Regions from separate parts of the Homo sapiens genome. Here all the other regions are linked to region 1. The links are chromatin loops, found by intact Hi-C in ENCODE. Cell type or tissue: mammary epithelial cell. All regions are shown on one strand. Region 1 has its middle 40 kb from the start of SORBS1. Region 2 overlaps LOC107984257 (a long non-coding RNA gene). Region 3 overlaps ACSM6 (acyl-CoA synthetase medium chain family member 6). Region 4 overlaps LOC107984257 (a long non-coding RNA gene).

The links. A loop is a pair of places that touch in the nucleus more often than their neighbours do. Peaks named below come from ENCODE experiments on the same cell type or tissue, not always from the same donor. Only the 100,000 strongest peaks of a DNase experiment are listed, where the experiment ranks them.
Region 2: a loop joins it to region 1, with 5 times the contacts of the local background. A loop is called at or near these places in 4 of 110 quality-filtered maps.
Region 3: a loop joins it to region 1, with 16 times the contacts of the local background. A loop is called at or near these places in 4 of 110 quality-filtered maps.
Region 4: it touches region 1 in a loop (14-fold over the local background); 15 of 110 quality-filtered maps call a loop at or near these places.

The regions. Positions count from the first base shown.
Region 1 is chr10:95,597,390-95,605,389 of GRCh38, reverse strand. No RefSeq gene overlaps it. Among named protein-coding and RNA genes, the nearest start is that of SORBS1, 40 kb to the right of the region's middle. In mammary epithelial cell, a CTCF peak has its summit at 4,066 (motif pointing right); a DNase peak (open chromatin) is centred at 4,049.
Region 2 is chr10:95,180,425-95,188,424 of GRCh38, reverse strand. All of the region lies in intron 3 of LOC107984257 (a long non-coding RNA gene), which reads left to right. It also overlaps the pseudogene PAWRP1. Among named protein-coding and RNA genes, the nearest start is that of ACSM6, 9.8 kb to the left of the region's middle. RefSeq lists silencers at 4,202-4,251, 4,272-4,601, 4,792-5,091. In mammary epithelial cell, a CTCF peak has its summit at 4,643 (motif pointing left); a DNase peak (open chromatin) is centred at 4,664; H3K4me3 peaks cover 998 bases.
Region 3 is chr10:95,198,314-95,206,313 of GRCh38, reverse strand. It overlaps ACSM6 (acyl-CoA synthetase medium chain family member 6), which reads right to left. Exons shown (of 11, transcript NM_207321.3): 3 at 4,119-4,329. The region is part of intron 3 of LOC107984257 (a long non-coding RNA gene); the gene reads left to right. Among named protein-coding and RNA genes, the nearest start is that of ACSM6, 8.1 kb to the right of the region's middle. RefSeq lists a silencer at 3,870-4,164. In mammary epithelial cell, a CTCF peak has its summit at 4,415 (motif pointing left); a DNase peak (open chromatin) is centred at 4,313.
Region 4 is chr10:95,129,294-95,137,293 of GRCh38, reverse strand. LOC107984257 (a long non-coding RNA gene) reads left to right here. Exons shown (of 10, transcript XR_007062253.1): 7 at 1-8,000. Among named protein-coding and RNA genes, the nearest start is that of ACSM6, 61 kb to the left of the region's middle. In mammary epithelial cell, a CTCF peak has its summit at 4,183 (motif pointing left); a DNase peak (open chromatin) is centred at 4,173.

The DNA of each region.
Region 1 (8,000 bases):
GTGTCATGTGGAACATGTTCCCAGGCTGGCTGCACAGCCTGCCTCTCCTCCAGACCCTTACATGGTCTGGCAAGTCACCCTGACTGCCCTGCCCTCTGGATGAGGAGTTCTGGCATAGCTTGCCTGAAAAGGCTATAAACAGTCCTGCCTGAAACTGTCACAAATACCACAATGAGCTCCCAACCAGACAACAAATGCCCAGGAATCTTAAATAGAAGGCAGCCCAAGAGAGCTGGGGCCCTTGGGGAAGACCACTGAGAAGGCAGGCCTGCATCTGGGCCCTGAGAAAGACCACTATCATCATCAGACAGAAACCCCAAGCTTCACTCATTAAACTGGCCTGCATCAATCATTGCTATAAATGCACACATTGAGTTGAACTGCATGCCACAGAAACTTCAAAGAATTGGGGCTTGAACTTGATCATTCCTGTTTCTCTCATGTAAAAAGAGCTCTGGAGGTAGGCAGCTTCAAGGCTGACTTAATGCCTCCATGAAGGCCATCAGGCACTGGGGCTGCTTTTGATTTATTCTCTTCTGTCCTAGGGTAAGGCTCTTGTCCACATGGTAGTGGCATTCCAACCATCAGGACTGCATTCCAGCCAGCAGGAAGAAGGAAAAACCATAGGCAGAGGAGTGTCTGCCAGCTGCCCCTTCTAAGTGACATTCCAGGAAGACCCCCCTGCCCAGTGCTTGACCAAAACTAGCTCATGGCCTACCCTCTCTAAAAGGGATCTGGGAGGTGTAGCTTTTTTATTTGGGCACATTGCAGCTCCAAGAAAGTAAGGGTTCTATTGGTAAGGGAGGAGGAAAATCGGATAGGGGAAGAAGATTATCCTAATTGATTCATGGAGCTGAGAGCAGGATTCATTCACCTAAACAGTAGGGCTGCTGGGGAATAAAAGAGGGCTGGGATGGCGGCCAGAGAGGTAGCCACAATGTCCCACTGCACTGCCTGACAGAGGAAATGGGAGGGAGAGGTGAGCAGACACTAAAGTTTCATGGTGCTATTTGCAGCCCAGTGTAATGGAGGGAGCACTGAACTGGGACTCCAGAATTTTTTTTCCAGCTCTGTCACTGACTGGCATTGTGACCTTGGGTAACTACTTAAACATTTTTGCCTCAGTTTCCACACTCATGAAATGGGAGCTTGGATAAGCTTTCTAGTTAGATGGAGGTGTGGGAAGCTCTTTATCACTAAATTGCAAATTAGCTGAACAAGGTGTTTTTTATATCTGACATCCACAGCTGGCCAAGTCTTTGGTAGGCATTGAAAGCAAAACCCAACATCACTGACCCGCTCTTCACACACACACACACACACACCCCTCTGCTATTTGCTGTATATGTGGGCCTCAGACTACTTCAAACTGTGGTTCAAGGATCATTGTAACAGAATGACCACAGGGCCTAGCTAAAACTGTAGATTCCCGCACCCAGACCTGCTGAGCCAAAATTTCTGAGGGTGGGGCAAAGAATTGGAATTTTTAGCCCCTTATATGATTTATCTCAGCATTACCACTACTGTAAGTAACCTGAGAGTTTTGTTTTTCTTCCATAATGAGAAGTCCAGAAGTAGCTCAAGACCAACGGGGCAACTCTGTGATGCCATTAGGAACCCAGACTCTTTCCAACTTTCAGCCCTGACATTCTTAACTCCGCAGCTTCCCTTGCACCATGATGGCTGTTCCATCTCCACACCTGTGTTCCATCTATGTCCCAGTCAGGAAGAAGGGCAGGGGAAAGAGGCATGCACAGCTGAGTTCGCCCAACACACCCACATTTAAAGAGCTCTCCTGGAAGCCCCAGTAAGTGACTTCCCTTACATCTCATCAGGAGGAACTGTTTATTGTGGCCACATGAGCAACTGTAGCTGCAAGGACTGGGAAGTAGAGTTTTACAGCTGGGCACATTCCTGCTCAAACAAAAATCAAGATCCTCTTTGTGAGGAAGAGGAGAAGATAAAAATCGGGTAAGCTACTACATTAGGGGGTAGCGATGTTAGGTACAGTTACCCCTAGTGACTTTCCAAAGAGATTTTCTTGGAAGGCTCTTTTGTTCCCTTGAACTCATTGATGAGTTTTGTAATGCGGGTTTAATATAGGAAAGCTGAAGTGCTCCATAAGAGGTGGAGAAAAGACAAAATTCCCAGGCAGTTTTGGAGAGGAAAGAGTGAGTTGTAGGCCGGTGCAGTGGCTCATGCCTGTAATCCCAGCACTTTGGGAGGCCAAGGCGGATGGATCACCTGAGGTCAGCAGTTCAAGACCAGCCTGGCCAACATGGTGAAACCTTGTCTCTACTAAAAACACAAAAATTAGCCGAGCATGGTGGCAGGCGCCTGTAATCCCAGCTACTTGGGAGGCTGAGGCAAGAGAATCTCTTGAACTGGGAGATGGGGGTTGCAGTGAGATGAGATCGTGCCATTGCAGTCCAGCCTGGGTGAAAAGAGTGAAACTCTGTCTCAAAAAAAAAAAAAAAGTGAGTTGTAAACTTGCCCTAGGCAGAGGCTACAGACTAAGGGTCAGTAGGAAATGAGGCTAGAGAAAGCTAAATGTAAGAAACAAAGTATAGGAAAAGCCATCTATTTTTAAACTGATGGCTTGATGGGGGTTGTTATGGACTAAATGTTTGTGCCCTTCCCAAATTCCTTCGTTGAAGTCCTACCCCTCAATGTGATGGTGTTTGGAGACGGGGCCTTTGGGAGGTAATTAGGGTTAGATGAGGTCGTGAGGGTGGGGCCCTCATGGTGGGATTGGTGCTTTCGTAAGAGATGCCACGTCTCTCAACAAACTGTTGAGTAAAAAGTAAAATAAGAGACTCTAGAGACCTTGACCTCCTGCCCTTCATGTGAGGACACAGTGAGAAGACAAAACAGTCTCCTGCAAGCTAGGAAGCAGGGCCCTCACCAGACACCGAACTGGCCAGCACCTTGATCTTGGACTTCCCAATCTCCAGACTGAAAAATAAATTTCTGTTGTTTGATCCACCTAGTCTATGATATTTTGTTATGGCAGCCCAAGCAGACAAAAACAGGAATAATTGTCTTGGAGATACCTGCATTTTAGAAAAGGAGTCCTAATATTTCAAAGAATTGGCCAGAGTGGCATAGTGGAAAGAGTATGGATTTGGAAGTCATATGACTTGCACTCCCATCTATAAATTGTAGGAATTTGCAGGATTGTTTTTTGCTGCAATGAGCCTCAATTTCCTTATTTGGAAAAAAGTAGACAGTTAATACTTACCTTGAAGACTCCTGTCAGTAAATAATCAGATAATGGACCGGACACCTAGCTCATGGAAGAAGCACCATCCAGGTTGGCCACAATTAGCCACATCTGGCATATCTGTCTTTGTATCCCCCACTGAGCCCAGCAAGGTGCAATGCACACAGATGCTCACTGAGTAGCTTTGAAACAGGCTACTTGGGCAGAGCTATAGAGATGGAGGGGGCTTTCTCTGAGATCCATGGACCATTAGGGACACTGGTATGAGGCTGGCAGTCTAAGACGATCAAGTCGTCCCTGACCCCAACTTATTTCTAAACCACTGAAGAGTGTCATTGTTCTCTCTTCCTTATGAAAGTGTCCTGTGGAGTCTCCTGTAGTAGAATTGAGTTAAATGTTACAATGTCTTTTCCACTAGCACTTCTGGCAAAAATCGATGAATAACTTCATAACTACCTTAAGGGCACCTCATTTAAGTTTGCAGATCTCTGCTATTTTACAGAACTCTGCTATTAGGGAGAATGAGATTTTAAAGCCTCATTCAGTATCCAGTGAGCACCCACTACGTGCCAGATGCTGGGGATAAGAGACATTCCCTCCACCTGATGGTCCAAACGTTGATCTGTCTGAGAATTGCTGCTCTAAATTCAGGTAATTCTTATCCTTAAGTCCCACCCTTTACAGCCTATTTTACCCTAATCCCTAGGAGAAACCCTTTGGCCAATAGGAAAACACCAAACTAGGCAGCTATGATCCCATACTGAAGGCAGGAGGAGTCACCATAACCTAAGAAAACCAACTTGCTCTTTATTCCATCTGGCCCCAGGATTCCTCTAACGCTAGAGGGCAGTCGGGTCCCATGGACCTAAGGAAGTCGGCCTGCTCTTCCTCAATGCCCAGCAAATTATCCCCTCCCGATCCTCAGGCTGCTCTCCTGGAAATGAAGTGCTGGATCAGTAAAATAACTTCCAGAGATCCTCTTCCTTACAGGGTAAGAGCACAGGCCTTTTCAGTTTAGAGGCAGAATAGGGTTTGGACCTTGATTCTAACACCTACTAGTTGTTTGACCTGGGGAAAGTGTCTTAACTTCTCTGAATTTTGATGATACGTATCCATAAATGGTTTTGCGAGAGTAAATGTAAAGCACTCAGCACGGTATTCAGCATATGGTTAACCTTTAATAACTATTGGCTGTTACTGTTTATGATTCTAAGGAATGGCTTTCTCTTAGTTTTCAACATTGCTTTTTTTTTTCCCCTTTGAGACAGGGGTCTCACTCTGTCACCCAGACTGGTCTCAAACTCAACTCCTGGACTCAAGCAATCTTTCTATCTCAGCTCCTGAATAGTTAGGATTACAAGTGCATGCCACCGCACCAGGCCCTACGTTTCTCTTTTATTTAAAGTCCAAGCATCAATTCCTAGGACATAAAGTGAGGACATTCTTAGGACAGATCTACTATGTACTAAGCACCATGTACTAAGCATCATAGTAAGGGGGCTAGATGAATTATGCATGATGCCACAATAATCTGAGTAGGGGAATTGTTACCCCTATTTTACAGGTATAGAACCTAAAGATCAGTAAATTCCCCAAGATCACACTGTAGCGGAGGAACCTGGATTTGAACCCAAGACAACAGAGCTTCAAAACTCTTCACCACCACAGGGGGCATAGCAGTAGTGTTTTCCCAGAAGCTTCTTGTACCTTATCCCAAAGGCAAGTTGTAAGGCTGAAGAAGGAGGTTGCCATAGCTACTAACTGGACCCCTTTTCACGTAATCAGATCCTCAGTCTGCCCCAGTTTTGCAAGAGGAGCTGCTTGTCTGGAAACTCTCCTCAACACCTGCCCCTGGAGGGAGCCGACTGTGTCTGAATTATTTAGAGAGTCTCTAGACACTTGATATAATGAGCAGGTGTGGATGCTTCTCTGACTTCCCCCACATGCCTTTACTTACCTCCTTTCCCCTCCCCCAAGTTGCCTATGAGGAAAAAGGAGGCATCATCCGTTTCCTCACTGTAGATGTGTCTGCCTCATCTTCATTTTTCATCCCGAAGTCTGTTTGTAAGAAGTGGACCACTTTCTTTGCAAATATCAAAAATCATATTGATTTCCATTGAAATTGGTGGTGTAAATTGACCCTAACTAGTAAATGCATAACTTGGCCAGGAGTGGTGGCTCATGCCTGTAATTCCAGCATCTTGGGAGGCCAAGGCAGGAGGATCGCTTGAGCCCAGGAGTCTGAGACCAGTCTAAACAATATAGTGAGACCCTGTATCTAATTTTTTTATATTTTTTATTTTTTTTTGAGACTGAGTCTCGCTCTCTTGCCCAGGCTGGAGTGCAGTATCACGATCTCGACTCACTGCAACATCTGCCTCCCGGGTTCAAGCGACTCTTCTGGCTCAGCCTCCTAAGTAGCTGGGACTACAGGTGCGCGCCACCATGCTCAGCTAATTTTTGTGTTTTTAGTAGAGACGGGGTTTCGCTATGTTGGCCAGGTTGGTCTTGAGCTCCCAGCCTCATGATCGGCCTACCTCAGACTCCCAAAGTGCTGGGATTACAGGCATGAGCCACGGCACCCAGCCAAAATTCTTGTTTTTGAAGAATATTTACTGACGTGGAGACGAGACGCACTAGAAAATATTGAATAGGAAAAAACTAAGCTATAAAACAGTATAAATAAAATTTCTCAATTATATATATTTAGTTGGAAAAAGACTGGAAGACAATGTATCAAATAATATTATGGGCTGGGCACAGTGGCTCACAACTGTAATCACAGCACTTTGGGAAGCTGAGGCTGGAGTATCACTTGAGGACAGGGGTTCAAGACAAACCTAGGCAACATATCAAGACCCTATGTCTACAAAATTGTTTTTTTACTTAGCCAGACATGTTATGTGTATCTGTAGTCCTGGCTACTTAGGAGGCTGAGGCGGGAGGGTCTCCTGAGACCAGGAGGTCAAAGCTACAGTGAGCAATAATCAAGCCATTGCACTTCAGCCTGGGTGACAGAGTGAGACCCTGTCTCAAAAAAAAAAAAAAGATATGTGTATATATATATATATATATATATGTATGTGTATATATATATATATATATGTGTATATATATATATGTGTATATATATATATATGTGTATATATATATATATATATATATATATATATATATATAGAGAGAGAGAGAGAGAGAGAGAGAGAGAGAGAGAGAGAGACTCTCGCTCTGTTTTCCAGGCTGGAGTGTAGTGGCGCGATCTCGGCTCACCACAACCTCTGCCTCCCGGGTTCAAGTGACTCTCCTGCCTCAGCCTCCTGAGTAGCTGGAACTACAGGCACACACCACCATGCTCGGCTAATGAGTGATTTCTACTGAGCAGTGAGACAAGTGAGTTTTATTTGTCATTATACTTTTCTAAGTTTTCTACTTTATTTTAAAATTTTCATAGCTATTAATATTTCTTTCTATGGGAATTATTGGTGCAGACCAGGCATGGTGGTTCACACCTGTAATCCCAGCACTGGGAAGCCTAGGCAGAGGATTGCTTGAGCCCAGGAGTTTGAGACTAGCCTGGGCAATATGGTGAGACCCTGTCTCTACAAAAAGAAAAATAATACAAAAAGTAGCTGAGGATGGGCCGGGCGCGGTGGCTCATGCCTATAATCCCAGCACTTTGGGAGACTGAAGCGGGCAGATCACAAGGTCAGGAATCTGAGACTAGCCTGGCCAACATGGTGAAACCCCGTCTCTCCTAAAAAAATACAAAAATTAGCCGGGCATGGTGGCATACACCTGTAGTCCCAGCTACTCGAGAGGCTGAGGCAGGAGAATTGCTTGAACCCGTGAGGTGGAGGTTGCAGTGAGCTGAGATCGCGCCACTGCACCCCAGCCTAGGCGAAAGAGCAAGACTCTGTCTCAAAAAAAAAAAAAAAAGTAGCCAAGCATGGTGGTGCACATCCGTGATCCTAGCTACTAGCTACTAGGGAGGCTGAGGTGGAAGGATTGCTTGAGCTCAGGAATTTGAGACTGCAGTGGGCCAAGATCGTGCCACTGCACTCCAGCTTGGGCCACAGAGTGAGACCTTGTCTTGAAAAAAAAAAAAAAAAGAAAGAAAGAAAAAAAGAGAGAGAGGAAGGAAGGAAGGAAGGATGGACAGAAGGAAGGAAGGAGAGAGAGAGTCAGAAAAGAAAGAAAAAGAAGAAAGAAAAGGAAAAGAAAGAAAGAAGAAATTATTGGTACAATGGTGAAAATAAAATTTGTGATAACAATTTTTTAAATTTATAGACAGGTTTATTTTCCATTCCATCCTTCTTTGTATTCTATCCTTTGCAGATGAAGAAATCAAGGTTCAGGTGCTCTTGGTGACATAGCCAGTTGAGGGGAAAGTACAGACTAGATGCCAGACCTCTACACTGGAGGGAGAGAGTGACCTCAAATGGGAGACTGGACTAGTGACTTCTAAGGTCCCTTCCAGCCTGAGGCTGTGTTTCTCTTTGCTGCTGTGCTGGTTTCACCCCCTGCTTTCACAGCCCTCCCAAGGTAAGAGAACTTCAGAAACTCATGAAGTGCTTCTGCCTCAGGTACTTCACTGAACTCTAGTTTTCTTTCTGTAACTTGCAAATAGGGCTACAACTCTGACTCTGTGTTTCCAGATTCTGTTTCAATGCAGACAATTAGATGGTAAATAATTCAAGAGAACGGAAACTGGCAAAGTGGTGTGTGATGTCCAAACAGCTATCTTATTTATTCTCTGGTGTAAACTTCAGGCTCATCT
Region 2 (8,000 bases), 420 kb after region 1:
ATAAAAAATATATGAAGAAGGGTGAGATATAAACCTTTTTAACCTTTGAGACCACAGGTCATAGCATTCTTTACATGTGGTAGTGTCACATTTTTATGATATACCACATAGTGTAGTGTCAAACAGTGTGCCATACATTCTACCACGTACTACACATTCTACCACATGTGGTACACTCCATTCTTATACATTCTTATACATGTGGTAGTTTCACATTTCTTGCACCCTCACAAATAATTTTACAGAATCTTAGACTGTCAACATTGGAAGTAATCTTTATGTTGAACCCCTTATCCAGTGTTTAACTGTACTGATATAGATCAACCTCAGCAAGGAATTACTAATTTGATTTAAAAAGACATGTAGGTATTATTTCAGTGGGACAAATTCTGCTCAAGTGATGCACAAAATACATGGAAATATGAGCTGCTGCCAATACGGAAATATCCTATAGGATAGGTCAACAGACAAGACCCAGTTCTTTCCCTTACAAAACCTGTGACTTTCTAGAGGAGGCAAATTTATAACAAATTACCTGCAATTTAAGGCAATGAACTCAAATGCCCCATAAGCAGTATAAACAAAGTGCCACTGAAACACTTGCAGAGTGTACAGATTCCTTCTGGCTAATCTTGAAGATCAGAGCTACTTAACAGCGTGAAGGATAAGAGTTGGTCTCAGTCATAATCCTAAGCAAATTAATACAGGAATAGAAAAACCTAATACCGCACTTTCTCACTTATAAGTGGGAGCTAAACATAGAGCATCCATTGACATAAACATGGGAACAGTAGACACAGTGTACTAGAGTGGGGAAGGAGGGAGAGGAGCGTGGGTTGAAAAACGACCTACTGAGTACTATGCTCACTACTTAATTGCAGTATACCCATGTAACAAACCTGCACATGTACTCCCTGTATCTAAAATAAAAGTTAAAAAAAAAGTCCTCAGAAGGCTCAGGGGAATTTTGAGAGGCGAATGCGGCCATGAGCAAGGGTGGAGGTGGGAAATGCAAGACAGCTTAATTTATCCAAATGCTCAAAGATGCTAGGAAAAGAGAGGTTAGATGACCTATGAAAAATGCAGCCAAGATAGAAGCAACAACAACAACCAACAACAAAACCCCCAAAACTCTAAGAATAAACGTTTTCAAGACATTTGCCCTTTTAAAAGACTCAAAGGAAACAGAATAGGTTCTTTTGATTGGAAGTATTCAATTGGCCTAACACTGCCTAAATGATAGGGTTGTTCCTGAACACTGGACCTTTCCAGATCCCTCCATAGGTATCTGGGCCATGGTGATCAGAAGAAATTTATTAATACTTATCTTAATGGGAAGTGTCTGATCAACTCCCTTTTTCTCTTTCTCTCTCCCTGCCTTGGGTAAATCAAGAGATGACAAGTGACACATTTCACAAAGGAAATGACAATAATAATTCACCTCCTGGTCATATGTGATTCCCCCACTACAAACATTCCAGCAGAATATAGCCATTTATTTTGGTATCTGATGGGTTTCTTAGGGCTCTCATCAAACTGGCTGAACAGGGAATCCCTAGGGGCAGCCTGCCAGAGAAGAAGAAAAGGGATGACCCAGATGTTGCTAAAAATCAACAAACTCGAAATAACAGAGTGCAAAAGACATTTCACTTTTTTTCCGTAAGTTATAGGGGGTACAGGTGGTATTTGGTTACACAGACTAGTGCTAAAACCAACGATTAAGTATTAGTGTTCTTGGAGCTGTCAAGCTTTCACAAACATAAATAATGTACTCATAGGGAAACAAGGTTCACACAGGTTGGACCCCAAACTTGCAGAACTTGAAACAGGATCTTGCAGAGGGCTTCCAAGAATGCCCATGATGATTATTAAATAAGATTCCTTATGTTTTAAAAAACAACTTTATTGAAATAGAACTCATATAGCATACAACTTCCCCATTTCAGGCATACAATTCAATGGCTTTTAGTATATTCACAAATCCTTTTTTTTTCATATATATGTACCACACTTTATCCGTTCATCCGTTGATACTTAGGTTGATTTCATATTTTGGCTGTTGTGAATAGTGCTGCAATAAACTGGGAGTGCAGATGTCTCTTCGACATACTGATTTTCTTTCTTGTAGGCATATACCCAGCAGTGGGATTGCTGAATCATATGATAGTTCTATTTTTAGTTCTTTGAGGAACCTCCATGCAGTTTTCCATAGTGGATAAACTATTTTATGTTCCTACGAAGAGTGTTTGAGCGCTCCCATTTCTCTGTGTCCTTTTCAGCATTTGTTATTTTCTGAGTTTTTGACAATTGCCATTTTAATTGAGGTTAAATTATATTTTATTGTGGTTTTGATTTGGATTTATCTGATGATTAGTGATGTTAAACATGTTTGCATATAACTGTTGGCCATTTGTGTATCTTCTCTTGGGAAATGTCTATTGAAATCTTTTGCCCATTTTTAAATTGGATTATTTGGAATTTTTGTTTTTGAGTTCTTACGTATTCTTGTTAGTGATCCCTTGTTGGATGAATAGTTTGGAAAATTTTTCTCCCATTCTGTGGGTTGTCTCTTCACTTTATTTTTATTTTTATTGATGTGAAGAAGCTTTTTAGCTTGATGTAATTCTATTTATCAATTTTTGCATTCGTTACCCGTGCTTTTGAGGTCTTACTCAGGAAATCTTTGCCTAGACCAGTGTTCTAAAGTATTTCCCCTATGTTTTCTTCTAGTAGTTTCATAGTTTCCTACATGTAAGTTTTTAATTCATTTTGATTTGATTTTTATATATGATGAGGCATAGAAGTCTAGTTTTATTCTTCACGTGTCTCATTTTCCCAGTACCATTTATTGAAGAGACCATCTGTTTCCCAAGGTATGTTCCTGGTGCCTTGGTCAAAAATGAGTTGGTTGTAAATGCAAGGATTTATTTCTGGGTTCTCCATTCTGTTTCACTGGGCCGTGAAATCCTTACTTTTCGATATTATAAGTCACCATTTTCAGCTTTCCATCCTGTCAACCTTGCTGTATTTGGGCCAAGCAGGGCATGCAGGACCCAGAACTTGGTGTGGACAGGTGGGGCCAGAGCCCCTGTAGGCTGCTCAAGAAATCTGCACTGAGGTCTGCAGGGAGGACCAAATCCCCATAGATGATTCCACAAAAACACTGTTAGGTAAACCACAGTGTGAAACAGCTTGAGAAATAGAATCTGTGTCATATCCAACATTTACTCACACTCATAACTGCATGAGCGGGATACTTGAGCAGGAGGACCCAGAAGAACACCCTCTTCACCTGCATGTCCAGGTCCCCTTTGTGTCACCTAGGGCAAGAGGCTGGAAGGAGAGGCATCTGGGATAGGGGCAGGCTATGGTCGGGGCAGTGGGGTGGTAGGACCTGGACAGTGGGGGTGGTGGGGTTAGTGAAAGGTCTGGGGCAGGGCAGAGATCAGGAGGAACAGCATTCCAGCAGGGCTGGGAGACATGTCAGTAGGTTGGCAGACACAGGAGCAGGTGGCCTGGGACTCAGAGGAGCAGCTGGAGTTGGAGGAGAAGGGCTCTGTTTTCCTCCAGTCTTCTGCTTGGCTGCTGCATTAGCACCCCACTGCACCCCCAACACTCGTCTCTCCCTTGCCCTCACTTCCTGAGTCTTAAAACCAATTCCTTCATCCCCAGCATGCACCTTCCTAAGGACAGTTCCCCTCTGGATCCTTCCTAAGGTTCTAACTATTTATTTATTTATTGAGACAAGGCTTGCTCTGTCGCCCAGGCAGGAGTGCAGTGGCACCATCTCGGCTCACTGCAACCTCCGCCTCCCGGGTTCAAGCAATTCTCCTGCCTCAGCACACCCTAGTAGCTAGGATTACAGGCGCGCGCCACCACGCCCGGCTATTTTTTTGTATTTTATTTAGAGACGGGGCTTTGCCATGTTGGCCAGACTGGTCTCGAACTCCTGACGTCAGATGATCTACTCGCCTCTGAGCTTCTGATTTTTAATCCTTCCTAGCCCAGCTCCCCGCCATCCCCCCACCCCCGCCGTCCCCCCATTCTGCCTCACTTCCTCCTTTCCTGATTCCCACAATTTCCCACAATCAGTCTTGGCCTCAGATTCCCACCCTTCAGGTGCCAGGGTTCCTTGGGTCCTCCATCTCCCCTGATCCTCTCTGATTAGGGGCACGGGGTGTGAGTTGGAATTAAAGCCAGCGTTTGAGTCCTGGGGCTGGATTCTGCATTGGGTTCCGTTGTGTCATTGCACCTTCTCGTTTCCGCTCTTTCTGCCCTGCTTCCTCATCTTCAAAGTCATCTAAGATCCGCCAGCGGATGCTGACCCAGCCCGTGGAGCGCCGCTTCTCCGCACCTGCTGCTTCTCCATCTCTCCATCTTCTGCTCCTGGCCTTTTCCTGGCACTGGAGCCCGAGCTCTGAGCTCTTGCCCTTCTCTGGGGCCCCGTCCTGCTCCTCCTCGTCACCCTGGGGCGGCGGCCGGGGCCCCACGGGTCAGCGTGGCAGGGCCGACGGCGCAGTTCTCGCCCCGGGGCGGCGGCGGCGGCAGGTGCGGTGGGAGCGCCGCCTGGAGGTTGGTGTGGCGCTCATTGGTCGCGGAGGCCGCCGAGGTGTCCAGCGCCCAGGACCTGGGCTTCCTGTCTGCGTCGCTGCTGCCCCCTGCTGGGGCGGCGGGGCCCGGGTTCCGCTCTGCGGCGTGTTTTTGCGGGGCGCCTTCGCTCCTCCGGGAAGTCGGCGGTGCAGCCGCGGAGGCCGTTGTTGCTCTGGTAGCCGGTGGTTGTTTCATTCCCCTAGGGGCCGGCCGGGCTTTCGCCTCAGGCCGCCCACACCGGCTCCGGCCGCCGCCGCCTCTCGCTACCCGCGGCCCGGAGGAGGCGAGGGAACGACCTCCAGGCGCAGGGCGGCCGCCGCTCCCTCAGCAGCCGGCGGGGCAGAGGGAAAGACGCCGGGAAGCGTAAGGTCCCCGCCAGGCCCGAGGGTCGCCACGGACTTTGCCCTCTGGTTCCTGCCCAGGAGCAGCTGCCAGGTCCCCTCCCTGCCAAGCTTCTCCCCGAAAAGTTCTAAGGTTGTCAGGTCCGCCAGGAAGTGACATTTTTCTCCCCTCACTGTAAGGCTGGAAACTCTTGAATCCGGGCATTTTATGCATATTCTTAAATATGATGTTTCAGTCAAAGCCTTGATAATATAACCAATATTTCCGATTTTATCCTGCTTATAAAGAGCCGATATGTAAACGAAAATTAGAATATTTGTGAATAGTTTCCAAATTTTGGAGGGATCAAGTAGGGAGAAAAACCAAATGCTTCCACCTTTGTTTACAAGTGTGCTTTACCAAACTGATGTAAATTATAGATAACATCTGTGAGAAACCTTTCTTAAATCTAGAATACAACCAACAGTGTTTTAAATAAAAGTTATAAAAATATTATCTTAATTTCATAGATTTTTTGTTTTGCTTGATCTTGCTTAGCAGTTTTTTGAACCCTTAAGTTTATTAGAGTTCTAGGAATTTGTGTTTAGTTTATTTTTTTAAAACATTTGTTTTAATATATTTAAAGGGTATAAGTACAAGTTTCTTACATGCCTATATTGCATAGTGGTAAAGGCTGGGGTAGTTTATTGATCTGAAAGTTATCAGAAACCTGTGTTCAAGAGGACCTGTTAAGAGTTTTTTCCATGAAAAGCAAATTTGGACTATCGCTGATCGCAAATATTTTTCGAATTCAAAGCAGAACTGTGGATGATGGAAACAGAATAGCTATGATGAAAATCTGATGAAAGTTCCCAATTGACAAGGAAATTTAGTTACTTCTCTTACGTGCAGCATGTTAAGACAATAACCAGAATCATGACTGACAGCATCACATCAGGACCACCAGGCTTTTATAAATTTCATACAATCTTCAGAATGCATTAATAACATATTTATACAAATGTAACTTTAGCAAATATTTAGCGTAACAATCAAAATTATGAATCATTAAATTTTTATAAGTTTATATAATTTTTGGAACATGCGTGTCAATAACATACCTATAAATGTAACTGAAGTGGGATCTAATATCACATAATTTGACAATGCTCTCCCATGCAGTATCACAACATTTGACAATGCCCGCTCATACAGTCTACCAAATCTAATAATTTAATATCTCTACAAGGTGAGAGATCCATTCTTTAGACTCTCCAGGGACCCAGCTGAACAGTCCCGAAGTTAATTTTAAGACTTAATTTAGGATTTTTGACTCTGGGGAAACCTGTCAAAGATTGAAAACATTTGATCAAAACAGAATCACAGGTCACTGTTAAAAGAATAGTCATTTAACCAGAGACTTAAAAGCTATACAGAAAGTTATGTGGATATGAAAACTCGAACCCTTTTAAAGCTTAGTTTTCCTGAGTAATCAAAAAGGGTACTTGAATTTAATCAGACACAGGAAGAGTATGTACGGGGATATGAGTGTACACTGTATTTTAGAGGAATGTAAACAAGGAAATTAGTACCATGAGCCAGGGAATACATGGCTGTTAGTAACAGCATGGGAAGTTTCCTGGTTACATGGAACAACAATTTAGACATAGGAAGAAAAGCCAAAAGTACAGATTCAAGTTATGTTGGAGGAAAACATTGGTTTTCCAGACCTTCATGCTAACCATTTCAGTGTCAGGCCATAACAGCAGAACTAGAACCAGAGAAAAAATGTTACAGGAGTTGACAAAAATGTTGAAAGACAGAGCTACCACTGTTACCATTGTGGCCATGCAAAAAGATACACCTTTTTAAAGGGGGAGAAAACAGAAGGCAGTGGTTTATGACCTGCAATGTGGTACAGAGAAAGTTGAATTTCGGATATAAATCTGAGAAGTTTGAAAAAGAAAAATGTTACCTCTAGAAATGAAATGGCCATTCTGAAAGAAAGACACCGCATTTCCAATCTGAAACTAGGGAAGTTAGTTAGATCTCAGGAAGAATTAGAACTAGTTTAAATCTTCTATTAAATAAGATTTTAGAATTAAAAATAAAACCTCTTAAAATTTTACTAAGAGCAAATCAGTAAGCAAACTGTCATTCTAACATAGGGGACCAACTTATTTTGTTGTTTTGTATTAATGTATTTTAATGTCAAATTTCAATCTTTAGAAAGACTTCTGTTACCAAAATTACATCTTAATATCCATAACTTTCTTTACATCTGTCTCCTACTTACTAGTTCTTTTCTAGCTACTGTGAAACAACTTTTAAATGATCCCCAAATTCGATAAAAATATTCTTTTTCTCAATAAAATGTATTTTTTATGACTTTCTAATAATTTTTTTCTCACCAAGAACGCCTTATTTTTTGGCACATTGTATATATAGAATTATATGTACTAATTAAAAATTTTAACTCTTAGTAACCTTAAATTTTAGTGAAAATTTCCTTAATTTTTTAAGACGGAATCTCACTCTGTTGCCGAGGCTGGAGTGCAGTGGCATGATCTTGGCTCACTGCAACCTCCGCCTCCCGGGTTCAAGTGATTCTCCCACCTCGGCCTCCCAAGTAGCTGGGATTATGGGCATGCGCCACCACACCTGGCTAATTTTTTGTATTTTTGGTAAAGATGGGGCTTTGCCATGTTGGCCAGGCTGGTCTGGAACTCCTGACCTCAGATGATCTGCCCGCCTCAGCCTCCCAAAGTGCTGAGATTACAGAAATTTTATTTTTGTAATAAAAATAATTGTGAACCACCATGCCTAGCTGAAAGTAAGAAATTTTAAATTGTCTGTCACCTATCAGTATTTTATAGATAAGAACCATTTTATAATTTTTACAAACATATTCCCTAATATATATATATATATAATACACACACACACTTTTTTTTTTTTTCTTTTTTGAGACAGGGTCTGGCTCTGTCACCTGTGCTGGAGTGCAGTGGCACAGTCTCAGTTCACTGTAACCTTTGCTTTCTGGGCTCTAGTAATTCTTCGATTTCAGCCTCTCGAGTAGCTGGGACTAC
Region 3 (8,000 bases), 400 kb after region 1:
AACATGGGTGAACCTTGAAAACATTATGGTAACTGAAAGAAGTCAGGGACAAAAAGCTAGATGTTGCATTCTATTTGTAAGAAATATCTGGAAGAGGCAAATCCAAAGATAGGAAGTAGATTATTGGTTGCCAGGTTTTGCAGAGAGCGGGGAATAGGGAGGGACTGCTAATGGGTTTCTTTTTGGGGTGATGAAAATCTTCCAGAAATAGACAGTGGTGATGGTTGCCCAGCTTTGTGAATATTCTAAAAACCATGGATTTGTACACTTTTAAACGGTGAATTTTATAGTATATAAATTATATCTCCAAAACAAAGTCATAGGAAACAGGATCTGGCATGGAATGGGGAGTTCATCTAATTCGAGTTACTCACTGGGCTGATGGGAAGGCCGAGGGACACAGTGGAAAAGACCTGTTCAGTATCACTGATTGCCATCTTATAGCTATCAAGTTACCCTTTAGCATTGAGTATATATATATGAAACCGTGCAATTGTGGGTGACACAAAGAAGTATCTTTCTTTAGATAACTGCAAACACTTTCAAGTGCCCCCACCCTTAGATGAAGCATTTGAAGAGGAGTGCCAAGTAATGTTAATTTATTTTCCCTATTGATTAGTAAGAACTCTTTCTACATTAAGGCCATTGACCACTTATCTTTCATAAGTGTTGCAAATATGTTTTCGATTTTGGCATTTGTCTTTGCCATGGTCTGAATTTGTGTGTCCTCCAACCCAGATTTGTATGTTGAGATTCTAAACTCCAAGGTGATGGAGGTGAGATCTTTGAAAGGTGATCAGATCATGAGTGGAGGTCTCATGAATGGGATTAGTGCCTTAATAAAATAGGCTCCCAAGAGATCCCTCATTCTTTCCATCATATGAGGACACAGCTAGAAGGAGCTATTTCTGAATCAGAAAGTGGGCCCTCACTGACATTGCGTCTGCCTTGATCTTGGACTTCCCAGCCTCCAGAGTTGTGAGAAATAAATTTCTGTTATATATGAGTTACTCAGTTGATAGCATTTTGCTATAGTAACCCAAGCAGACTAAGGCAGTGTTCAAATTTCTTTTGTGGTGGTTTAAGAAAAATACTAGAACTTTATAATAGTAGAAACTATATCTAAAAAATAATCTAACAGCTTTTCATTTTGTTTACAGATATAATGTTGAAATTTCTTGTGATAATGTCAGCGTAGTTTAAAAGCCAATTTAACTTTATCATGTTGAGTAATTTATAATAATTGAGAGCTCTCTCATTAGGAGAGATGCATGTGTTGTTAGAGCCATCACTGTGCAGCTTTCTGGATGCCACCAAAAGGGCACATCAGATGTAATCACACAGACAGATCTCACATATATGGAGAAGGGAGGAGTGCACCCTGGTCCCTCCTCCAAGTTGGCCACACAGATGTTTCTTATACATTATAGTGATTTTTTTGATGAATGAAATTTTAAAAATTTCATTAAGTGTAGTACATCTTTTTTTTCCTTTTTTGTTTGGGTATCTGGTGTCATATTCAGAAAGCCTTTCCATGAGTTTATGTACTCACCTATATATTCTTCTAATACTTAAGTCCTTTTCTAACATTTCAATTTTTAATGGTTCATTTGAATTTATTTTGGTACATTATTTGGAGGTAGAGTTATGACATTTAACGTTTTCAAACAGTTATCTTTAAATCATTTAAGAACTAATCAATGCTTTCATTAATGGCTTGAAAAGACCTGATAAATTATTATTATTATTATTTTTTTAAATAGACAGAGTCTCATTCTGGCACCCAGGCTGGAGTGCAGTGGCGTGATCTTGGCTGACTATAAACTCCACCTCTCGGGTTCAAGCGATTCTCCTGCCTCAGCCTCCGGATTAGCTGGGATTACAGGTGCCCACCATCACGTCTGGCTAATTTTTGTATTTTTTTAGTAGAGACGGGGTTTCACCATGTTGGCCAGGTTGGTCCCGAACTCCTCACCTCAGGTGATCCTCCCACCTCGGCCTCCCAAAGTGCTGGGATTACAGGCGTAGCCACTGCGCCCGGCTGATAAATTCTTACATATACTTTGGTCTGTTCTGAGTTTTCGATTTTGTTTTCATTCATTTTGCCTTATACCATCAATAAGCAATTTTAATTATTGTGAGTGAAAATGATAGCCCTGCTTTGGACTGGTATGTGGCTAAGGAAATCACTCTGCGTAACTTGGCCTCAGGTAGGAAGAATTTCTGGTGACCCAGACTGAAGTGGTCCCTGTCCTTTCTCAGACATGGATCAATTGTCCCTCAGGATAACTCAGTCCATTGGGAACTGGGGAAACACTGGGAGCCTGGATAGGCCTGAGGGTAGGGTTCACTCCCTTCCTCTCTTCTGTATGCTCCCCATAACTGACAGCTGGCATTCTCAAAGACACCTGCTCTTTGAATCACTTTTCAGTTTTTTTTTTTTTTTTTTTTTTTTTAAATCTAGCATCCCTGTTAGCAGGCAAAGGCAGTAGGCCAGTTGTGGCAACTCCTAATGAGTTTGGCCCATCTCAGGGGTACTTTGTTTTTCATACGCACCTTCCAACTACCAAAAAATATATGCCTGTATCCTAAGAATAGAAAGTCAGGTACTATAGCAGATAAAGAGGAATGATATTGGGGGTGGGCTCCTTTCCAGTATCCTTCACTTCTCACATGTGAAGGGGCTCTTGATTGAGGCATTTCCTGTTTATGTTGGAGGATTGAGCCTCAGGGGCATGGATGGGATATCCACAAAGAGCAGCTCTATTCTGGCTGATCCCAAGCTCATTCAGGGTGACTCTCAAGGACTCTCTAATACTGGATGAAGAGCAGTGGTCCCCAACCTTCTTGGCACCTGGGTTTTGTGGGAGACAATTTTTCCACAGACTGAGGCAAGAGGATGGTTTTGGGATGATTCGAGTGCATTACATTTATTGTGCACTTTATTTCTATTATTATTACATTGTAATATATATTGAAATAATTATACAACTCATCATAATGTAGAGTCAATGGGAGCCCTGAGCTTGCTTTTCTGCAACTAGAGAGTCCCATCTGGGAGTGATGGGAGACAGTGGCAGATGATCAGGCATTAAATTCTCATGTGGGGTGCACAACCCAGATTCCTCGCATGCACAGTTCACAATAGGATTTGCGCTCCTATGAGAATCTAATGCCACCTCTGATCTGACAGGAGGCAGAGCTCAGGTGGTAATGCAAGCAATGGGGAGTGGCTGTAAATACAGATGAAGCTTCACTCACTTGCCCTCTGCGCATCTCCTGCTGTGCAGCCTAGTTCCTAACATGTCACAGACTGAGGTAGAGGACGCTTTAGAGATATTCCTACCTTCTCTGTCTTTTTTTTTTTTTTTTTTTGAGACAGAGCCTTGCTCTGTCACCCAGGCTGGAGTGCAGTGGCACAATCTCAGCACACTGCAACCTCCGCCTTCCAGGTTTAAACAATTCTTGTCCCTCAGCCTCCTGAATAGCTGGACTACAGGTGTGTGCCACCACATGCAGCTAATTTTTTTTTTCTGCTTTGTGTTTTTTTTTAGTGGAGTTGGGGTTTCATCATGTTTCCCAGGCTGGTCTCAAACTTCTAAGCTCAGACAATCTGCCTGCCTTGGCCTCCCGAAGTGTTGGAATTACAGGTGTGAGCCACTGCACCCAGTACCCCTACATTCTCTTTTTTATAGATGGGGAAACTGAGGCCCAGAGAGGGCAAGATGTGCATGCTCTGTCTGTTGTTTTGATGATGACTATGTTAGGACAGAGGTCTACAGTTCCTTGAGGTGATAAACAGCCTATGAGCTAAGCGCTCTGTGGATTATTTACTCTTCACAACAGTTCTGTAAGACTGGACCGTAACAGTTCTATAAATATGGACTATTACTGTCCATATTTAATAGACAAGGAAACTGAGATTCAGAGAGGCATAATTTACAGAGGTGGTAAGTGGTGGAGCTGGGTTCAAATCTAGGCCTGTTTAAAGATCCCCCACACTGTGGGAAGAATTCAGGCATCAGATAGAGATCCCTCTAACATCTCCATTCTGTGAATAACTGAGGCTGGGATTCACATAAGCCTCCAACCCCTGGGGTCCGTCTCCCATGCCTCACCCAAGCGCACACAGGCCAGGCAGATCCAGTAGGCTTCAGGTGTTGGGGGCAAGATTATCATCAGCCGGTCTCCATGGCTAAGGGCACAGGTGTCTGAGAGGATGCTGGCGGCCTTCTTGGAGAGTTGAGTCATCCTTTCAAAGCTCCATTTGTCCTCTTCTCCTTTGGCACTAACCTTCCAGAGGGCGGGGTAAGGCCCTCTGAGTCCGTCCTAGGCAGGGTGATGTTTAAAATATGAATATTAGTCAGCATGGACATTGGCTATGGGAGGCCACTGTTGCCAGACAGCACCCTCAAGTGGCTAGATCTTGAGAGGCTAGGATGCCTGGGCTTAGGGGGAGCTACTGTTTCTCAACTGGCACAGAAATATTTACTGTTTACTGACATGGCAGTACTGGTAGGTTTCAACATAATGTCAGGCATGAGCCTAGGGAAGAACCTCCTGAGAGAACTCAGCATGTAACGTGAAACCAGCCCTGCCCAGGATGGCAGAGATTTCTCTGGGCATAAATCCCACTACTGGGTGTCTACCCAAAAGAAAAGAAATCATTATATAAAAAAGACACCTGCATTCATGTGTTTATGGTAGCACTCTATTCACAATAGCAAAGTGATGGAATCAACCTAAGGGTCCATCAGTGGATGATTGGATAAAGACAATGTGGTATACATACAACATGGAATATTACTCAGCCATGGAAAAGAATGAAATCCTGTCTTTTGCAGCAACATGGATGGAGCTGAAGGCCATTATCCTATGGGAAATAACTCAGAAACAGAAAATCAAATACTGCCTGTTTTCACTTATAAGTGGGAGTTAAACAGTGGGTACATATGGACATAAAGATGGAAATAATAGACATTGGGGAGGCTGGAGGGGAGTGAAGTTTGCAAAATTACCTATTTGGTACTATGGTCACTGTTTGGGTGATGAGTACACTAGAAGCTCAAGCCTCACCATTGTGCCATCTATACATGCAACAAACCTGCACATGCACCTCCTGAGTCTAAATTTTTTTAAGAAAAGATTTCTCAGGGCATGATCCTGTAAGTAGAGAAGAGTGCCCTCCTCCTAGCGGATAGGATTCTATTCCTGCCTTCAAATATACCTGTCTTCCAATGCAACTTATTTTTCAGTGGGACGAGTTTTGAAGGGGAAAGAATTTAATTTCCAATACCTCTTAGTGAATGCATGGATGAAGTTACCTAGAACTTTCAAAGCATTTCCATTCTAGCTGAGCCTTCTCCTCCTTAACAACACGGGTTTGTCCTCTTCTCTCCCTGAGGATGGAGGGAAGGAAGGCTCTTTTCTCCCTTTTTTCCTTCTTTCCCTCCTTTATTCCTTTTTTCCTCCTTTCTGTCCTCTCTCTCTCTCATCTCTTTCCCCCATCTCTCGCCTCTTTCCCCATCCCTCCTTTCCTTCTCTCCTACCTTCTGAACTTAACTTCTTTCTTCCTTTACAACTTTCTTCCTCCTTTTATCTCTTTCTCTTGCCTTTCTTCTCTTTTTCTCATCCACCCTGGAGCAGCCCATAGAATTGCTACTTTGTTCTGACCTGTTTAGAGTCTTCTTCTTCTTCTCCTTCTCCTTCTCCTTCTTCTTCTTCTTTCTTCATCTTCTTCTTCCTCTTCCTCTTCTTTCTTCTTCTTTTCATCTTCTTCTTCTTCCTATTCTTCCTCTTCCTCTTCTTCTTCTTTTCTTCTTCTTCAAGTTTTAGGGTACATGTGTACAATGTGCAGGTTTGTTACATGTGTATACATGTGCCATGTTGGTGTGCGGCACCCATTAACTCGTCATTCAGCATTAGGTATATCACCCAATGCTATCCCTCCCCCCTCCCCCCACCCCACAACAGTCCCCAGAGTGTGATGTTCCCCTTCCTGTGTCCATGTGTGCTCATTGTTCAATTCCCACCTATGAGTGAGAACATGTGGTGTTTGGTTTTTTGTCCTTGCGATAGTTTGCTGAGAATGATGGTTTCCAGCTTCATCCATGTCCCTACAAAGGACATGAACTCATCATTTTTTATGGCTGCATAGTATTCCATGGTGTCTATGTGCCACATTTTCTAAATCCAGTCTATCATTGTTGGACATTTGGTTCCAAGTCTTTGCTATTGTGAATAGTGCCTCAATAAACATACATGTGCATGTGTCTTTATAGCAGCATGATTTATAATCCTTTGGGTATATACCCAGTAATGGGATGGCTGGGTCAAATAGTATTTCTAGTTCTAGATCCCTGAGGAACGGCCACACTGACTTCCACAATGGCTGAACTAGTTTACAGTCCCACCAACAGTGTAAAAGTGTTCCTATTTCTCCACATCCTCTCCAGCACCTATTGTTTCCTGACTTTTTAATGATCACCATTCTAACTGCTGTGAGATGGTATCTCATTGTGGTTTTGATTTGCATTTCTCTGATGGCCGGTGATGATGAGCATTTTTTCATGTGTCTGTTGGCTGCATAAATGTCTTCTTTTGAGAAGTGTCTGTTCATATCCTTTGCCCACTTTTTGATGGGGTTGTTTGTTTTTTTCTTGTGAATTTGTTTGAGTTCATTGTAGATTCTGGATATTAGCCCTTTGTCAGATGAGTAGGTTGCAAAAATTTTCTCCCATTCTGTAGGTTGCCTGTTCACTCTGATGGTGGTTTCTTTTGCTGTGCAGAAGCTCTTTAGTTTAATTAGATCCCATTTGTCAATTTTGGCTTTTGTTGCCATTGCTTTTGGTGTTTTAGACATGAAGTCCTTGCCCATGCCTATGTCCTGAATGGAATTGCCTAGGTTTTCTTCTAGGGTTTTTATGGTTTTAGGTCTAACATTTAAGTCTTTAATCCATCTTGAATTAATTTTTGTATAAGGTATAAGGAAGGGATCCAGTTTCAGCTTTCTACATATGGCTAGCCAGTTTTCCCAGCACCATTTATTAAATAGGGAATCCTTTCTCCATTTCTTGTTTTTGTCAGGTTTGTCAAAGATCAGATAGTTGTAGATATGCGGCATTATTTCTGAGGGCTCTGTTTTGTTCCATTGATCTATATCTCTGTTTTGGTACCAGTACCATGCTGTTTTGGTTACTATAGCCTTGTAGTATAGTTTGAAGTCAGGTAGCATGATGCCTCCAGCTTTGTTCTTTTGGCTTAGGATTGACTTGGCAATGCAGGCTTTTTTGGTTCCATATGAACTTTAAAGTAGTTTTTTCCAATTCTGTGAAGAAAGTCTTTGGTAGCTTGATGGAGATGGTATTGATTCTATAAATTACCTTGGGCAGTATGGCCATTTTCATGATATTGATTCTTCCTACCCGTGAGCATGGAATGTTCTTCCATAGAGTTTCTTATTATAACAATGAGAATTGGCAGGGATGGGATGGGCCTTCCCCAACCCCTTCTCCTCCCATGACCAATAACAACAAACACAACTATATCTCTCCCCTGCCATTAATTTTTATTTTCTTGTCAACCACATTTTGATGTAGTTCAGGCCTAGGCCGTCAGAGATAATTTTATTTATGTGACCATGGAAGTAATTTTTTTTTTTTTTTTGAGACAGTCTTGCTCTGTCGCCCAGGCTGGAGTGCAGTGGCATGATCTCAGCTCACTGCAACCTCTGCCTCCCGGGTTCAAGCAATTCTCCTGCCTCAGACTCCCAAGTACCTGGCACTACAGGCACACACAGCCACACCAGGCTAATTTTTTGTACTTTAGTAGAGATGGGGTTTCACCATGTTGCCCAGGCTGGTCTTGAACTCCTGAGCTCAGGCAATTCACCTGCCTCGGCCTCCCAAAGTGCTGGGATTACAGGCGTGATCCACTGTGCCTGGTTGTAATTTTCATTTTTGTTCTATAATATCTTTGTGCGACCCAAGTAAGAACTCTGC
Region 4 (8,000 bases), 470 kb after region 1:
ATCAAACTCATTCTCCATCCAGTTTTGTCCCCTTGCTGGTGAGGAGTTGTGATCCTTTGGAAGAGAAGAGGCATTCTGGTTTTTGGAATTTTCAGGCTTTTTGCACTGGGTTCTCCCCATCTTTGTGGATTTATCTACCTTTGGTCTTTGATGTTAGTGATCTTCCGATGGGGTCTCTGACTGAACGTGCTATTCCTTTTTGCTTGTTAGTATTCCTTCTAACAGGCCCTTCTGCTGCAGGTCTGCTGGTGTTTGCTGGAGGTCCACTCCAGACCCTGTTTTCCTGGGTATCACCGGCAGCGGCTGCAGAACAGCAAAGATTGCTGCCTGTTCTTTCCTCTGGAAGCTTTGTCCGAGAGGGGCACCTGCCAGATGCCAGCCAGAGCTCTCCTATATGAGGTGTATGTTAGGCCCTACTGGGAGGTGTCTTCCTGTCAGGATACACGGGGGTGAGCGACCCACTTGAGGAGGCAGTCTGACCCTTAGCAGAGCTTGAACACTGTGCCAGGACATCTGCTGCTGTCTTCAGAGCCATCAGGCAGGGACATTTAACTCTGCTGAAGTTGTGCCCACAGCCACCCCTTCCCCCCAGGTACTCTGTCAGCCCCTGACTTCGACTGCTGCCTTATTTTCAGAGATGCCCTGCCCAGAGAGAAGGAATCTAGAGAGGCAGTCTGGCCACAGTGGACTTGCTGAGCTGTGGTGGGCTCCGCCCATTTCTAACTTCCCAGTGGCTTTCTTTACACTGTGAGGGTAAAACTGCCTACCCATGCTTCACCAATGGCAGACATCCCTCCCCTCACCAAACTTGAGCTTCCCAGGTCAACCTCAGACTGCTGTGCCTACAGCGAGAATTTCATGCCAGTGGATCTTAGCTTGCTAGGCTCCATTCAAGTGGGACCCACCAAGCTATACCACTTGGCTCCCTGGCTTCAGTCCCCTTTCCAGGGGAGTGAATGGTTCTGTCTCAGTGGCATTCCAGGTGCCACCGTGTTATGAAAAAAAACTGCGGCTAGCTCAGTGTCTGCCCAAACGGCTGCCCACTTTTGTGCTTGAAATCCAGGGTCCTGGTGGTGTAGGCACTGGAGGGAATCTCCTGGCCTGGGGGTTGTGAAGACCATGGGGAAAACAGTATCTGGGTCGGAGTGCATCATTCCTCATGGCGCAGTCCCTCATGGCTCCCTTTGGGTAGGGGTGAGAATTCCCCGACGTTTTGCACTTCAAGGGTGAGGCGATGTCCCACCCTGCTTCTGCTCTCCCTCCATGGGCTGCACCCACTGTCCAACCAGTCCCATTGAGATGAACCAGGTGCCTCAGTTGGAAATGCAGAAATCACCACCTTCTGTGTCAGTCTCGCTGGGAGCTGCAGACTGGAGCTCTTCCTATTCAGCCATCTTGCCAGAAGTCCTCCATTTTTTTACATTGGTAGAGTATAACCCTCATTGACAAAATCAACCTTCTGTCAGAATAACACCTCATTCTCTGAGGCAAATGTACTTGTAACAGGCATAATAGAGCATCTGGCATGTTAGAAGTGTTGTAGATCTTGATGTGAATGGTGTTTATGAAAGTTTATACACGTGTAAATATTCATTAATGTTTATACTTAATATGATTGCTCTTAACTGCATTTATTTTATATTTCAACAGAGCAAAAGAAAACATGAAAGAACTAGATATGCAAAAAAATAAAATGACATACCAAGTATAGTGGTGCATGCCTGTAGCCCTAGCTTCTTGGGAAGCTGAGATGGGAGCATTGCTTCTGCTTAGGCATTTGAGTTATGCCTGGGTAACATAGGGAGACCCCATGTCTAAATAGAAATAAAAACAAGACACATAGAGAAGTTTGAGAATAAAATATAGACAACAGAATAAAACCCCACATTAACATAAATCTTGGAATTCTCTGAAAGTTGTATAACAGTAAATGTTACTACATATATATAGAAATAAATTCAAAGGTAAATAATACCAGCATAACAATATAAAATATTTTAAAATATTAAATGAACATTTTGCAACTAAAAATACACTAACTATAGCGAATTGCTTAATGAATGGGTTTAATACCAGATATTTCATAGCTAAATAATTCATAAATTGGAAAATAAATGAGAAAACAACATACAGTCTTAAGAAAAAAATATAGAGAAAAGGCAATGAAGAAGCTTATAGAGCTTAGGTTGAAATTAGACTTCCCAAGGAGAGATAAGATAGAATGGAGAAGAAGCTATTGAACAGATAAACACCTGGAATTTTTCAGAGCAGATTAAAGATATTGGGTTACATATTGGAGGAGAACTATGAGCCTGAAACCAGATATAAGAAAACATGTTTAGGCAGAAAATATTCAAAAGACTATAAAACACATATTAAAGAAAGTTCCTAAAAATTGAAAGAGAACAAAATGCATTTCCTTTCAAAGTAACAATACTATTGCTAACTTCTAAATAAAAGCAATGAAATTCAGAAGATGATAGAATAATATCATCTAAATGCTAAAAGGAAATAACTGCCAGTCTATAATACTTTATCCAGCAAAAAAAATTCTTTAATGATGAAGAAAAGAAAACCAGACAGGACTTCGATAAGAAAATACAGGACTTGAACAATACTATAATCAGTTGGACCTAACAGACACATGCAAAGCACTCCACACAACAGTAACAAAAAACCACATTTTTCTCAATGCATATGGAAACTTCTCCAAGATGCAACATATGTTAGTAATATATGAGTTTTAAAAAGTTATTTAGGCAGATAGTGAGAGCACAGGAGTCCTCAGTAAGGTTTTCCTTTTAATGAAAAGCAGCCCAAAATACTTTCTTTTCCTACAAATAGCAGACTGTAAAATGACTTGCAGACATAGAGAAACAAGCTGGAAGCTTGCACTGGTGAATGCCATCAGTTGTGCTAATAAGAAAAGGCTGCCTGGGACTGGGCACATTCAAAATGTCAGTTCCATCTTCCCTTCTCTTTGCCAGCCACATGTACAGTAAGGAGCAGGGAACATGGCATTAGTCAAGCAAAGATCCCATTTGCATAATAAGACGATTAGGATGGGATGGCCAGCTTCCCCATGCACTATGTAAACCTCACCCCTGGTCCAACCAATCTGTGGGCTCTATGTAAATTAGACACTGCTTCCTCAAGCCTGTCTGTAAAATCTGGTTCACTCTGCCATGGGGCAGAATTCTTATTTGGACGCCCCCTCTCTCACAAGAGAGAGAGCTATTCTCCTTTCTCTTTCTTTGGAAATAAAACTTCTACTCCTAAACTCACTCCTTGTGTGTGTCCATGCCCTTAGACTTCTTGTTGCAAGACGATGAACCTCAGGTATTTACCTTAGACAACAATGCATCTTCATACTGGGGGTGTGTCCAGGATCCCAAGGTACTTTCATTGGAATGTTGAATACAGGAGTGAAACTCAACTCTGTCCTTTCATTTCAAGGCTCTCAGCCTCCATTTTAGAATCAAATCATACCAAATACTGGGCTCCCTTCAGTCATTTAAAAATAATTAGCATGGCTGCCAGCTTTACAAGACATGGGGGAGAGGCTTGCTGGGGAAAACATGTAGAATCCCCCAGTACCCACACGTTGCTGGGCATATTGGCCATGTTTGAACCAGTTTTCTTTCAGAGGACCTAGCAATTGAATGGGGCTGGAAAAAGTTCTGAAGCAACTGAGGATTTCTGGCGGAAGCTACTCCCTGGTGTTGTTCAAAGGATTTGGACTGACCTCATCCTCTGACTGCCTGACAGAGTGTCAGCAACAGGATCTCCAGCTTTCATACTATAATTTCCTCCATTCCTGTCTGCAACCACCATGTCTCCCATCCTCTCTCTCTTTGTATGCAATGCCACAGCAATTTTACAGTTCAGGGAAGTAATCTTGTTAGGTAAGATCAGGAAATGCCATAGTAACTGAAGGTGTAGCTCAAGGGAATGCCGTTGTAATTTTCTAGGAATAGAGGGTCCCTCATCACAGTGAAGTCACTCTCTGCCCTTGGTCTGGAGAGCATATGGCATTTCCAGGTAACACTCTACCCTTGTCTGGAGAGCACATGGCATTTGAAGTTCACTCTCTGCCCTTGGTATGGAGAGCACATGACATGTCATGGTCACCCTGTGCCCTTAGTCTAGAGATCACATGGCATTTCAAGGTCAACAGCGCCACCTAGTGGGATGGGAATTCTCTCCATGAAGCACATTGTTGGTCCTCTGCCAAAACACTCTAGCCTCCAAATTCTCCTCCCTTTTTGTGCCCCTCTGCTAGAGACCAGGCTTCATGCTGCTTCTGTGAACAGGAAAACTCTGCCTTCAACAACAATTAGGAGTAAAATGTCCTCCAAAGACAAAGTTGTTTAGTTTCGATACTGTCCCATCAACTAGAAAACTGCCATTTGGTCCCTATGTTCTTTTAAGGCACCTATTCTGCCTCCAATTAAAATGGTACTGAAATAGTAAGGGGATTTTTTTTCTTTTTCTTTTTTAATTAAATTAATTATACTTTAAATTCTAGGGTACATGTGCACAACGTGCAGGTTTGTTACATATGTATACATGTGCCATGTTGGTGTGCTGCACCCATTAACTCGTCATTTACATTAGGTATATTTCCTAATGCTATCCCTCTCCCCTACCCCCACCCCATGACAGGCCCCAGTGTGTGATGTTCCCCTTCCTGTTCCAAGTGTTCTCACTGTTCAATTCCCACCTATGACTGAGAACATGTGGTGTTGGGTTTTTTGTTCTTGTGATTGATAGTTTGCTGAGAATGATGGTTTCCAGCTTCATCCATGTCACTACAAAGGACATGAACTCATCCTTTTTTATGGCTGCATAGTATTCCATGGTGTCTATGTGCCACATTTTCTTACTCCAGTCTATCATTGATGGACATTTGGGTTTGTTCCAAGTCTTTGCTATTGTAAATATACGTGTGCATGTGCCTTTATAGCAGCATAATTTATAATCCTTTGGGTATACGCCCAGTAGTGGAATGGCTGGGTCAAATGATATTTCTAGTTCTAGATCCTTTCTGCACAGCAAAAGAAACTACCATCAGAGTGAACAGGCAACCTACAGAATGGGAGAAAATTTTTGCAACCCTCTTGTCTGACAAAGGGCTAATATCCAGGATCTACAGAGAACTCAAACAAATTTACAAGAAAAAAAACAAACAACCCCATCAACAAGTGGGCAAAGGATACGAACAGACACTTCTCAAAAGAAGACATTTATGCAGCCAACAGACACATGAAAAAATGCTCATCATCACTGGCCATCAGAGAAATGCAAACCAAAACCACAGTGAGATACCATCTCACACCAGTTAGAATGGCAATCAGCAAGGGGATTTCAAGTTTGGAAGTTAATTGGAACCATTCTCTAAGGGTAAACGCTTTAACATGGGCCATAATAAGCAGGATATAGAGTTCAATCTAGCATGCACTATCCATTAAAGGAGCCTTGCTCAAATGCAAATATTATAGTTTTTCCCAAGATCCATCCTTCTAGGAGCCACAGAGGCCACATAAGTCTAGGAAGTCAAAGGGAAATCACAAGTGGAGGACTAGAGTCACATGGGTAAGCATGACTAATCTCAATTGCTTAGTTCCTCTGGTCCTGTATTTTTAAATGGCTGCAGGGTTGCAAGAATGCAGCCATGGGCAGCACATTAAATAAGGTGCTGGTACTCAGGAGCCAAGGAGGGAAATCAGTAGGTGGAGCATGCCACCACTGTCTTCCCCTCCACCCTAGGTCACACCAATAGGAAGGAGACTAAAGGGACATCTTTTTCATGCTTCCATTTCTAGATGAGTAACAGATCATCTTCGGCCTGTAGTCCTCTGGAGTGCATTTGAAAACACTGGGACTCTTTTTACCCTGAGATATGAAGAAAAGTGGCTTTTTTTTTCCCACAAAGGTGTGGCCTTCTTACCCACTTGAAACAGCCTAAACTGTGGAAGGAAGCTTTAATTTAAATTGTGTCCAAGAATTAGATCTTTTCTCCATATGGGAGGGAAAATGGCCCAAGGTCCATTATATACAAGATTTCTTTGCCCTATGAGAAAACCCAGACCTTTGCAAGCATTGCACAATTCACCCAGCCCTTCTAGCAATCATATCAGGAAGGCCCAAAGGGAATGATTCCCCAAGACTAGAAAAGCAACTTCCAGAGTGTATTAGTCTGTTTTTCACACTGCTGATAAAGATGATATACCCAAGACTAGGCAATTTACAAAAGAAAGAAAGAGGTTTAATTGGACTCACAGTTTCACATGGCTTGGGAGACCTCACAATCATGGTGGAAGGCAAGGAGGAGCAAGTCATATCTTACATGGATGGTGTCAGGCAAAGAGAAGAACATGTGCAGGGAAATTCCTCTTTTTAAAACTATCAGATCTCATGACACTTATTCACTATGACAAGAACAGCACAGGAACAACCTGCCCCCATGATTCAATTACCTCCCAGCAGGTCCCTCCCACAATACATGTGAATTCAAGATGAAATTTGTGTGGGGACACAGCCGAACCATATAATTCCACCACTGGTCCCTCCCAAATCTCCTGTCCTAACATTTCAAAACCAATGATGCCTTCCCAACAGTCCCCCAGAGTCTTAACTCATTTTAACATTAACTCAAAAGTACATAGTCCAAAGTCTGAAGTCTCATCTAAAACAAGGCAAGTCCCTTCTGCCTATGAGCCTGTAAAATTGAAAGCAAGTTAGTTACTTCCTAGATACAATGGGGGTACAGGCATTTCATAAATACAGCCATTCCAAATGGGAAACATTGACCTAAACAAATGGGCTTCAGGCTGCGGGGAAGTCTGAAGTCCAGTGGGGCAATCAAATCTTAAAGCTTCAAAATGATCTCCTTTGACTCCATGTCTCACATCCAGGTCACACTGATGCAAGAAGTGGGTTCACAAGATCTTGGTCAGCTCCACCCATGTGTCTTTGCAGAGTAAAGCCTCCTTTCTGGCTGCCTTAATTGGCTGAAGTTGAGTGACCATGAATTTTCCAGGTGCATGGTGCAAGCTGTTGGTGAATCTACCACTCTAGGGTCTGAAGGACAGTGGCCCTCTTCTCACAGCTCCACTAGGCAGTGCCCCAGTAGGGATACTGTTTGGGGGCTCCAACCCTACATTTGTCTTCTGCACTGCCCTAGCAGAGGTTCTCCATGACAGCCCCATCTCTGCAGCAAACTTCTGCCTGGACATCCAAGCATTTCCATACATCTTCTGAAATTTAGGTGGAGGTTCCCAAACTCCAGTTCTTGACTTCTGTGCACTGGCAGGCTCAACATAATGTGGACAAGGCTTGAGGCTTACACCCTCTGAAGCCACAGCTTGAGTTCTTTATTGGTCCCATTCAGCCATGGCTGTAGTGGCCAGGATGCAGGGCACCAGTCCCTAAGCTGCATAAAGCATGGGGACCTCAAGCCCAGCCCACAAAACCACTTTTTCTTTGTAGGACTCTGGACTTGTGTCAAGAAGGGCTGCTGTGAAGGCCTCTGAAATGCTCTAGAGACATTTTCCCCATTGTTTTGGGGATTAACTTTTGACTTCTCATTACTTATGTAAATTTATGCTGCTGGATTGGATTTCTCCTCAGAAAATAGGATTTTCTTTTCTATTGCATTGTCAGGCTACAAATTTTCTGAACTTTTATGCTCTATTTCCCTTTTAAAACTTAATGCCTTTAACAGCACCCAAGTCACCTCTTGAATGCTTTGCTGCTTAGAAATTTCTTTTGCCAGATAACTTAAATTCTCTCTCTCAGGTTCAAAGTTTCATGAATATCTAGGGTAGAGGCAAAAAGCTGCCAGTCTCTTTGCTAAAACATAACAAGAGTCACCTTTGTTCCAGTTCCCAAGAAGTTTATCTCCATCTGAGACTACCTCAGCCTGGGCCTTATTGTTCATATCACTATCAGCATTTTTGTTAAAGCCATTCAACAAGTCTCTGGAAGGTTTCAAACTT